Regions from separate parts of the Homo sapiens genome. Here region 1 is linked to region 2. A link is a contact called in ENCODE Hi-C or POLR2A ChIA-PET data. All regions are on one chromosome and are shown on one strand. The core of a region is the stretch at or near the end of the contact, and the rest is flanking DNA. Distances in the headings are between cores, read along the strand shown. Region 1 overlaps LOC105376291 (a long non-coding RNA gene). Region 2 holds the start of LINC01503 (long intergenic non-protein coding RNA 1503).

Evidence for each region. Hi-C counts contacts between places; a loop is a spot of excess contacts on that map. ChIA-PET counts read pairs that join two places held with the same protein, here RNA polymerase II (POLR2A). Pooled maps may share reads with other maps.
Region 1: POLR2A ChIA-PET joins it to region 2 with 5 read pairs in B cell. The contact joins the enhancer-like site here to the promoter of LINC01503 in region 2. A Hi-C loop is called at or near these places in 3 of 168 maps with a recorded cell type or tissue (dorsolateral prefrontal cortex, esophagus muscularis mucosa and prostate gland) and 11 of 50 pooled maps. POLR2A ChIA-PET finds 5 or more read pairs at or near these places in 12 of 52 experiments (A549, B cell, BJ and 9 more).

Annotation. Positions count from the first base shown.
Region 1 is chr9:129,440,468-129,445,171 of GRCh38, forward strand. All of the region lies in intron 2 of LOC105376291 (a long non-coding RNA gene), which reads left to right. Among named protein-coding and RNA genes, the nearest start is that of LINC00963, 46 kb to the right of the region's middle. Within about 2 kb of position 2,669, at least 5 of the 41 ENCODE cell types and tissues checked have a DNase peak (open chromatin) inside an H3K27ac peak, as active enhancers do.
Region 2 is chr9:129,333,585-129,338,200 of GRCh38, forward strand. It overlaps LINC01503 (long intergenic non-protein coding RNA 1503), which reads left to right and starts at 3,339. Exons shown (of 4, transcript NR_120686.1): 1 at 3,339-3,404. RefSeq lists enhancers at 422-1,621, 605-1,407, 2,212-3,015, 3,016-3,819.

The DNA of each region.
Region 1 (4,704 bases), core at 1,419-3,918, 110 kb after region 2:
TTCCCAATCTATAATAAGAGGACAGTAATGGCACCCACCTCACAGGGCAGCTGTGAGGGCTCCATGAGGGAGTCCAGGCAAAGCCTTTCAGCGAGTTTCCTGAAATGCTGTGAGGTCTCAGGGAAGGCTTGCCATCGTCATTATTGTTTCTAACGACATTTTCAGAAATCTGAATGTAAAAAGACCTTCTCTGAGTTGGGTGTCAAAACCAGAAAAAGTCTGTGGTGGGATGTGTGTGTGTGTGTTTCCTTCTCACACTGTCCCTTGCACGTGGGCCCGGGCCCCTGCCTGGTTCTCTCTTTCTCACTATCTGGGACCCCCTAGACTAAATCCATCTCTCCAAGAATCACTGTCTTGCCCCCTCTGTCCTTCTGAGACCTGGGTGGCCTGGGGGGAGAAGCGCCCACCCCCCAACCCCGTCCGCACCACCACTTTCCCATCCAGCCCCACCCTCAGCCTCCTTAATACAGGCTCACCTGGGGCCTCAGTGCCCAGTCCTCCCAGCGCCCGCCCCAGCTGCACTTGAGTCCTGGATCTATCATCAGCCCTTGCTGTGGGAAGTGGCTTTAACCTCCCTGGGCCTCAGTTTCTCTATCTGTAAAATGAGGAGCATAATAAAAAGAACATAAGGTTTTTCTGCCCCCTGCCCACCCCTGCTGAAACAAACAAGCAGACAAGAAATTCATAACCCCCCAGAGGCACTTAGAGCCTGGGAGATTCAGCCGCAAAGGAGTGATCACAGGGTCACAGGGTCCTGGGATGCACAAGGCTCCTTCTCTCCCTTTCCTCCAGGAGGAGTTGGATTTACTTCTGTAAACCCCTGCCCTCCCTTGACCCTGTGCACTCTGGGGAGCACCTAGATTTGCAGGCACGGTGGAGGCAGAGCTGAGCTGAAAGGTGGGGTGTGGGCTCCCCCAGAGCAAGCTCTTCCGGCACCCTGGTGGGATGTGCAGCTGCATTGCTGGCTCAAGACGCCCCCACACCCAACTAGGATCTTTTTTTTTTGAGACGGAGTTTCTCCCAGGCTGAAGTGCAATTGGCGCGATCTCAACTCACCGCAACCTCCGCCTCCCAGGTTCAAGCGATTCTCCTGCCTCAGCTTTCCATGTACCTGGGATTACAGACATGCACCACCATGCCTGGCTAATTTTTGTATTTTTAGTTAAGACAGGGTTTTGCCGTGTTGGCCAGGCTGGTCTCGAACTCCTGACCTCAGGTAATCCACCTGCCTCGGCCTCCCAAAGTGCTGGGATTACAGGCGTGAGCCACCGCGCCTGGCCTCAACTCAGATCTTTAACTCCACTACCATTTGTGAGTGTTCCGCGTGGGCTACATCCTAGGCCAAGGATTTTCTCACCCTGGCCTCAAGAAGATGGAACGGGGCAAGACCTGAGAAGCATGTAGACCTTCAGGATTTTCTCAGTCTGTCAGTTAATCTTGTTTATGATCGATGAGCAAGTCTCTCTCCCTCTCAAAGCCTCAGTTTTCTTACCTATAAAATGGGGCTACATGAGGAGTCAATGAGCTAAGGGTGTGAAGCTGCTGGCACAAAGCCCCACACACGTAAGCCTTAACCAGTGCCAGCCGGATGATAGATGGTGCCGTTGTGCCCAGCAATTCCTTCTCCTAAGCAGGTTATACCATCCTGTCCCCAGAACGTCCTTCCACGCCCTCTGACGAGGCTTGGCCATGTGACTTACTCTGGCCAGTGAAATGTGAGCAGAAGTGACCACACATCAGTGGCCAGCAGAAGCTTTAAAAGCTACACCTGTAGTCCTAGCTACTTGGGAAACTGAGGTGGGAGGATTACCTGAGTTCAGGAGTTCGAGGCTGCAGTGAGCTATGATTTTGCCACTGCACTCCAGCCTGGGTGACAGAGTAAGACCCTGTCTCAAAAAAAAAAAAAAAAAAAGGCTGGGCACAGTGGCTCACGCCTGTAATCCCAGCACTTTGGGAGGCCGAGGCAGGTGGATCACCTGAGGTCAGGAGTTCGACACCAGCCTGGTCAACATGATGAAACTCCGTCTCTACTAAAAATACAAAAAAAAAAAAAAATTAGCTGGGCGTGGTGGCCTGCGCCTGTAATTCCAGCCACTCAGGAGGCTGAAGCAGGAGAATCACTTGAACCCAGAAGGTGGAGGTTGCAGTGAGCCGAGATCGCACCATTGCACTCCAGCCTGGGCAACAAGAATGAAACTCTGTCTCAAAAAAAAAAAAAAAAAAAAAAAAGAGGCGATTTGACCCAGACATGTTCAGAGGGAAGATGACATGGAGACCCCGGGGAGAAATCAACCATCCATAAACCAACGTGGGAGGCCTGGAACAGATCCTTCCCTACGGCGCTCATGAGGAACCAACCTGCTGACACCTTGATCTTGGATTCCCAGCCTCCCAAACTGTGAAACAATGTGTTTCTGTGTTTCAGCCACCCAGGACTTTGTGACCACAGCCCTAGCAAACGAATACGCCGCATTTCACAGGGCCCTACAGACAGGAGATGGGATCTAAGGGAATTAACCTACTTGCAAGCAGAAATGAAAGGGAAAGAGAAAATCCAGAAATGTTGGATTTGCAGGATTGAAAAAGGCAACTATTCCTCATCTCGGTCCAATGAAAGAGCAACTAAGTGAGTGCTCCAGGCGCCCAGTGCCCAAAGGTCCATAGTCCGTGGGAGGATCCAGACACTGTCACGTGCAGGAGGCCACCTGTGCTGCAGGAGGCTGAGCTTGGGTGCTGTGCCCCCAGCTGGGAGAAGGCTGGGGTGGGCCAGGGAAGCTGTGCTTGGGCACGAACCACTTATCCCCGAGTTGGAAAAAGGTGCGATCCAATTCTCCACCCCATCCTGCCAGTTCATCACCCAGACAACCTAGAGTGAGCACCCAGGGCCATTTTTGGAAAATCCTGCTCTTTTGCATAATAAGTGGGCAAAACAGACACAGTCCCTGCCCCTCTGGCAGTTTGTCGCTTCTGCAAGACTCAAGTGCCAAATGACATTTTAGAAAAAATTTCTGACATATTTGTGCTTGGAACACACAATATGATCTTGGAGCAGATAAGAGTTTTAAATTTAACTTTGTCTGTCCCCAGAAATGTATTGTTTGAGAAGTCTAATTGTGAATTTTAAGCTTTCTTTCTTCTTCTTCTTCTTCCTTTTCTTTTCTTTTCTTTTTTTTTTTTTTTGAGACAGGGTCTTACTCTGTCACCCAGGCTGGAATGCAGTGACGATCCCAGCTCACTGCAGCCTTGACCTCCTGGGCTTAAGCAATCCTCCTTCCTCAGCCTCCTGAGTAGCTGGGACCACAGGCATGTGCCACCATGCCCAGCTAATTATGAATTTTAAACTTTCTGTGAAGACTCTTTAAAATGGATACTCTACAAATAGTCAATAAAGAATATTCTGGGCTTAAGAAAATAATAATAATAAAACTAAGAAACACTCTGTGTGATAGAGCCCAGTTAAGACTCAGTCTCAGGGTAAAGATCATACCAAGGGTGTGGCCATCACGCCCTTTGTTGAAACCTCAGAAAAGCTTGCAGGCCCACAGTTCTGTCTAGAAAGCCATGTCTAGAAGAAAGTTAGGTGTGTCTTTTTTTTTTTTTTTGAGACAGAGTTTCGCTCTGTCGCCCAGGCTGGAGTGCAATGGTGCGATCTCAGCTCACGGCAACCTCCGCCTCCCGGGTTCAAGTGATTCTCCTGCCTCAGCCTCCCGAGTAGCTGGGGTTACAGGCATGCGCCACCATGCCCGGCTAATTTTGTATTTTTAGTAGAGACAGGGTTTCTCCATGTTGGCCAGGCTGGTCCTGAACTCCCAACCTCAGGTGATCCTTCCACCTTGGCCTCCCAAAGTGCTGGAATTACAGGCGTGAGCCACCGCACCCGGCCTTGGGTGTATCTTTGGCAAAAAGAGCTGAGTGACAACAATTGGGCAAAAGTTACAAAGTTTTAAAGAGGGTGGCACTGTCCGCAGAGCTGTCAGCTGGATTAAAAGAGACTGTGACCGTCAACAACACAAAACCACTTCTGGGCGCCAACGGGGAAGCAGCCCGAGGAAGCTGCTCAGCCCCCAGGGAAACCCTCTTCTCCAGGGTCCTCATCCCGTGTGGTCAAGGAGGTTATAGAAAAGGAGGCCTCCCAGAGGACGGCCCAAGGGCAGGAGAACAGGGGAGTCGGGAGTAATTTCCAGAGAGCACCATGGGGCCTGGTCGAGGGGTTTCTTTCCCCAGGGCAGGTGGCACTTGCCGAATCCACCCAGCAGGACTCAGAACTCATGAGGACCAGCACTTGCTACTGCTCCACCCCTCTCCTTTCTTTTTTTTAAATTTTGTTTTTGTTGTTGTTGTTGCTTGTTTGTTTGTTTGACACGGAGTCTCACTCTGTCACCCAGGCTAGAGGGCAGTGGCACAGTCTCGGCTCACTGCAGCCTCTGCCTCCTGGGTTCAAGCGATTCTCCTGCCTCAGCCTCCTGAGTAGCTGGGATTACAGGTGCCCACCACCACGCCCAGCTAATTTTTGTATTTTTAGTAGAGATGGGGTTTCACCATGTTGGCCAGGCTGGTCTTGAACTCCTGACCTCAGGTGATCCACCCGCCTCAGCCTCCCAAAGTGCTGGGATTACAGGTGTGAACCACCACGCCCGGCCCTTTTTTAACTTTTAAGACAGAGTTTTGCTCTGTCGCCCAGGCTGGAATACAGTGGTGTGATGA
Region 2 (4,616 bases), core at 2,089-4,588:
TGGCCAGGCTGGTCTCGATAGCCTGACCTCGTGATCCACCTGCCTCGGCCTCCCAAAGTGCTAGGATTACAGGCGTGAGCCACCGCGCTCAGCCCAAGGTTCTGTTTTTTATTCAAGGCGTCTTAGGGCTTAGAGCTAAACTTGACCATGTCATTCCACACATAAGCCCTTCCCTGGCTCCTCACTGACCTCAGATGACGGTTCATGCTGGGAGTGGCCTCAAGGCCTTCTGGGACCTGGCATGGGCCAAGCTCTCCCACCTGGGGCTTTCCTCCCCTTCCTCTCTCTCCTCCAGAAACACAGATTGAAACATGAGAACGTCTCTCTTCCCTCTAGAGCCTCACACTTGCTGCCTCCTCTGCCTGGAACTCTCTCCCTCTGCTCTCACAGGGTTCCCTAAGTGTCGCTTCCTCCAAGAAGCCCTCCCTGATGAGTTGAGCCACTTTAGTTTGTGCTCAGGCTCACCCTGCACGTCTTGGTTGCTCTCATCACTGTAATGATCTAAAACACACGTCTGCTCATGAGACCCGCATCCCACCCCCGATGCTGGGGCCGCTCTTGGATTTTCATGCCTGCTGCCAGCACCCAGGGGGAGCTCCGGAAATGTCTGCTGGGTGAGTCATGAACGCGCAACCTGTTGATCCAGGTTGGTAATCAGTGGCCGGGCCTGCCAGCAAATCACCTGACCCGGTCACCCAGAGGCTGGGAAGGACTGCCGCGGCTGCCGCCCAGATCCCTCCTTCCTCCCCCTGAAGGCTCTGCCTGGAAGGAGCGAAGGGGTTAAGTGTTTCTGGCGGCCTGGTGCTGTGTCTGCTGCAGTTCCCCCTTCCGGGGCTGCAGCAACCCGAGGTTGGCGAGGAATGTTTGCAATGCAGAGCTAGGAGGAGGGCGGGCTGCTAGAGGTGGGGGCCGAGGCAGGCCCGCGGCCAGGCTCCCTAGTTGAGCAATGGCCCTGCTGGTTCCTGTAACTCGGACCCCTCCCGCCTTTTCCCGCCCTGCCGGCTTCCTCCACCCCGGCTGGGCTGCCTGCCGGGCAGTGGGGGCGGCCTGCACTCAGCTGCAGAGGGAGGTGGAGGGACAGAGGCCCAGATAGCCTGAAGGTCAAGAGTGAAAGAGAGGGGTTCCCTGAGAGACAGAGCAGGGGTGCAGTTGGCTCAGCCACCCCAGCCCAGAGAAGCGGGGCCTTTTCCAAAGTCACACAGCAAGACACCAGTGAATTGGGCCACAGCTCTGGGTCTGGCCTCTTTAGTTCCCATAACTCTAGGCTGCAACTCCCACACACAGCAGGGAGGTCACATTGCCACTCAGCTGGGAAGCTTTGAACCACAGGGGACCCTCTCCCAACAGAAGGCAAAGCCCCCCCACCCCAATGCACTGGCTTGGCCTCTTCACCTAATCCCCAGGGTCTCAGAGAGGACAGTGCACCCACTGGTCTAGGTGCACCCCTCCATCCTGCCATTAACTCCCCACCACTTCCCACTGCCCACTGCCCGGCCAGGTCTTGGGGACCTTGGTCACCTCTGTTCCTCGCTTCCGGGAGTATGAAGTAAATGAATGAAGGCCAAACTTGAGCTGGTTCTTGAAAACCCTCTCTCCCCTCTTCCTCTGGGTCTTTTCAAGGAAGGACCAAACTGGCACGGTGGCTCATGCCTGTAATCCCAGCACTTTGGGAGGCTGAGGTGGGTGGATCGCCCGAGGTCAGGAGTTCGAGACCACCTTGGCTAACATAGTGAAACCCTGTTTCTACTAAAAATACAAAAAATTAGCTGGGCGTGTTGATGGGCACCTGTAATCCCAGCTACTCTGGAGGCTGAGGCAGGAGAATCGCTTGAACCCAGGAGTTGGAGGTTGCAGTGAGCTGAAATCACACCATTGCACTCCAGCGTGGGCAACAAGAGCAAAACTCCATCTCAAAAAAAAAAAAAAAAAAAAAAAGGAAGGACCTTCATGAGTACCAAATATTCACTTGGGCTCAGACGCAAAACTCAGCTCTTTCTCCACAAGCACCCCCCTCCTTTGGGGGGAAGCTGTGTTCCCTGACACTGTGGGATGAGCTCCTCCCTCTGCCGGCAGTATTTCCTCTCTGGGGGACCTCTGGGGAGGTGGCCTTGCAGTTGGGCACACCTGGCTTGCATCCCAGAGGCACCACCTTCAAGCTTCCTGGCTTTGCCACACCTCTCTGAGCCTCGGTTTCCTTATCTGTGCCATGGAATTCAGAGAGGCCCCAGTCTCACTAGGCTGAGGCTCAGGGCCAGTTGCCTTTTCCTGGCCCCACAGATGTATGGTCAGTTTGGGGGTATGCCCCCATCCCTGCTCTGGGCTTTGCCTAAGACAGGCTGTGGGCAGCCCTCAGAGGCGCCAGTTTGGCCACACCTGGCTGGAATCAGCGGGTGGGTGGGAGCACACAGCAGGGACCCAGTGCCTTCTAGAACACAGCTAGCAGTTCCCGTGAAAATCAAAACACCCCATTTTACAGGTAAGGAGGCTCTGGGAGGAGTGGCTTGCCACACTATGCAGATATAAAGAGGGATATTCACCAAGAAAAACATACCAATAACACCAAGGGCCCTCCTACACATTGTTCTACCACTATTTATTGAGCACTTACTACATGCCAGGCAATGAGCCAAGTGCTTTACAAGGCTGACCTATTTCAATCCAACAGCATACCGAAGAGGGAGGCATATTGATCCCCCTTTTACGGGAAACAGTGAGGTTGATGCATTTGCCCAAGATCACACAGCTCTTGGGGAGTGGAGCCTGACTTTGAATTTAGGCCGCCCGCCCCCAGAGCCTGTGTTCTTGGCCATCCTTCTTCGCACCTGGCTTAGAGACCCAGGCTCTGCATAGAGGGGCCCAGTGATCTTGGGTTAGTCCCTTAAGCCCCAGCCTAGCAAAAGGGAAAGGAAATATCTTCAGCACCCAGTGAGGGGGAGCTCAGAGAGGGGACCCCTTTTACTACAGGGCACACAGCCGGCTGAGCCAGGACCCACCACACTCAACTCCCCGGCCCCTGGCTCCCAGGAGGTGGCTCCTCCATGGCCGGGAAGGACCCCCACGGCTGCTCCCGCAGGCAGATGGACAGACGATGGCCCCCTCCCACGGCCTGCGGGCTGTGTGGCATCGCCACCTCCTCCCGAGCAGGCTGCCTTTAAGAAACCAGAAGATTGATTTCCTGGCAGGCTCTACGCCGAGGAGCCCGTCCAAATGGTTTGCATGTCTGCATTTTTTACTGCTCCGTTTAATATGTATGCAAATGCCGGCCGGCTGCGCCCGCCGCGCGGCTGCACAGTCACACGCGGCGCCCCATTAAAGCGGCCGTCCCGGGCGCGCGCCTCATTCGAGGCGACGGGCTCCGGGCCCTGATAGATGGGGTGCGGGGACGGAGACAAATGACGGCCTTTGTAATTTCTTTTCTCTCTTTTTCCGGGGGAGGGGGAACTCGCAGAGGAGATTTAAATATATGCAAAATTGTTTGCGGGCTGGGGGTGGGGCGGAAACCTGAAAGGGGCGGCGGGGGGAGGAGCTGGTGTGTTCCTGGTGGGAGTCGGGCTGGAGGCAGGAGGGGAGCCGGGCCCCCACAGTCACCTTCTGGCGGAGACAGCCGAGCGAGCCGCTCTGCTCCTGATAAGCAGGCCCGGTCCTCTGGGAAGCGTGGGCTTCAGCCGCAGAGAAAAGGAAAATGCTGGTTATTTTCGGCCCCGTTACACGCGGGAAGCCGGGGATGGTGGTTTTTCCCCCATCGCACCACCGCTTTCTTTTCTTGGGCTTCCAGGGCTTATAACTTAATTGGTACGGTGTCATTTAAGTTTCGCATTAGCCCATGAAGTGGGTCCCGGGTTCACACCCATTGTGCAGATGGGGAAACTGAGGTTTGCGGGAGTGAAGTCCCTTGGGGAGGGTTGCAGAGAGAGTGGGTGGGGATTGGGTCCCTCCAGAGCCCTGTCTTTGATCCCCACGGCCCTCTGCTGTCTCTCTGGCTCTCAGCGGTGGGGTGTCCGCGTGCCTGCCTGTGCCCCAAATCTGCCCGGGCTCGCCCCATACCACGAGCCAGCCCCCTCCTCCTGCCTGCCCCCACGCGCGCCAGGTGACAGGCCCACAGCCCAGCGAGCTGGGGGACTGAGCCTCACATTTTCCAAATATTGCTTAAGCCTAAAATCCGAAGTGCTGGTTTTAAAGGAATCTTTCCTAATTTGTCAGGATTTTAGGCCACATGGCAGCTGGGGGCAGAAACATTTCTGAGAGGAGGCTCCAGCCTCAGGAGAGACCCACCGTGGAGCAGACCACTCAGACCCACCGGAGACCCAGAGTTACACACTGCTGTGTCCGTGTGTGCGCGCCTGTGTCCGTGTGTGCTTGGGTGTGTCGTGTCATTGTGAGTGTGCTGGTGTGTGTGCACCAGTGGGAGTAGGGGAGTGTATATTAGTGCATGTGTGAGTTTCAGTGTGTATGTGTTAGTGTGTTACGGGAAAGGGGTCCTGATCCAGACCCCAAGAGAGGGTTCTTGGATCTCGCGCAAGAAATAATTCAGGATGAGTCCACAGTGAAAAGCAAAAGCAAGTTTATTAAGAAAGTACAAGGGATTGGGCGCGGTGGCTCGCACCTGTAATCCCAGC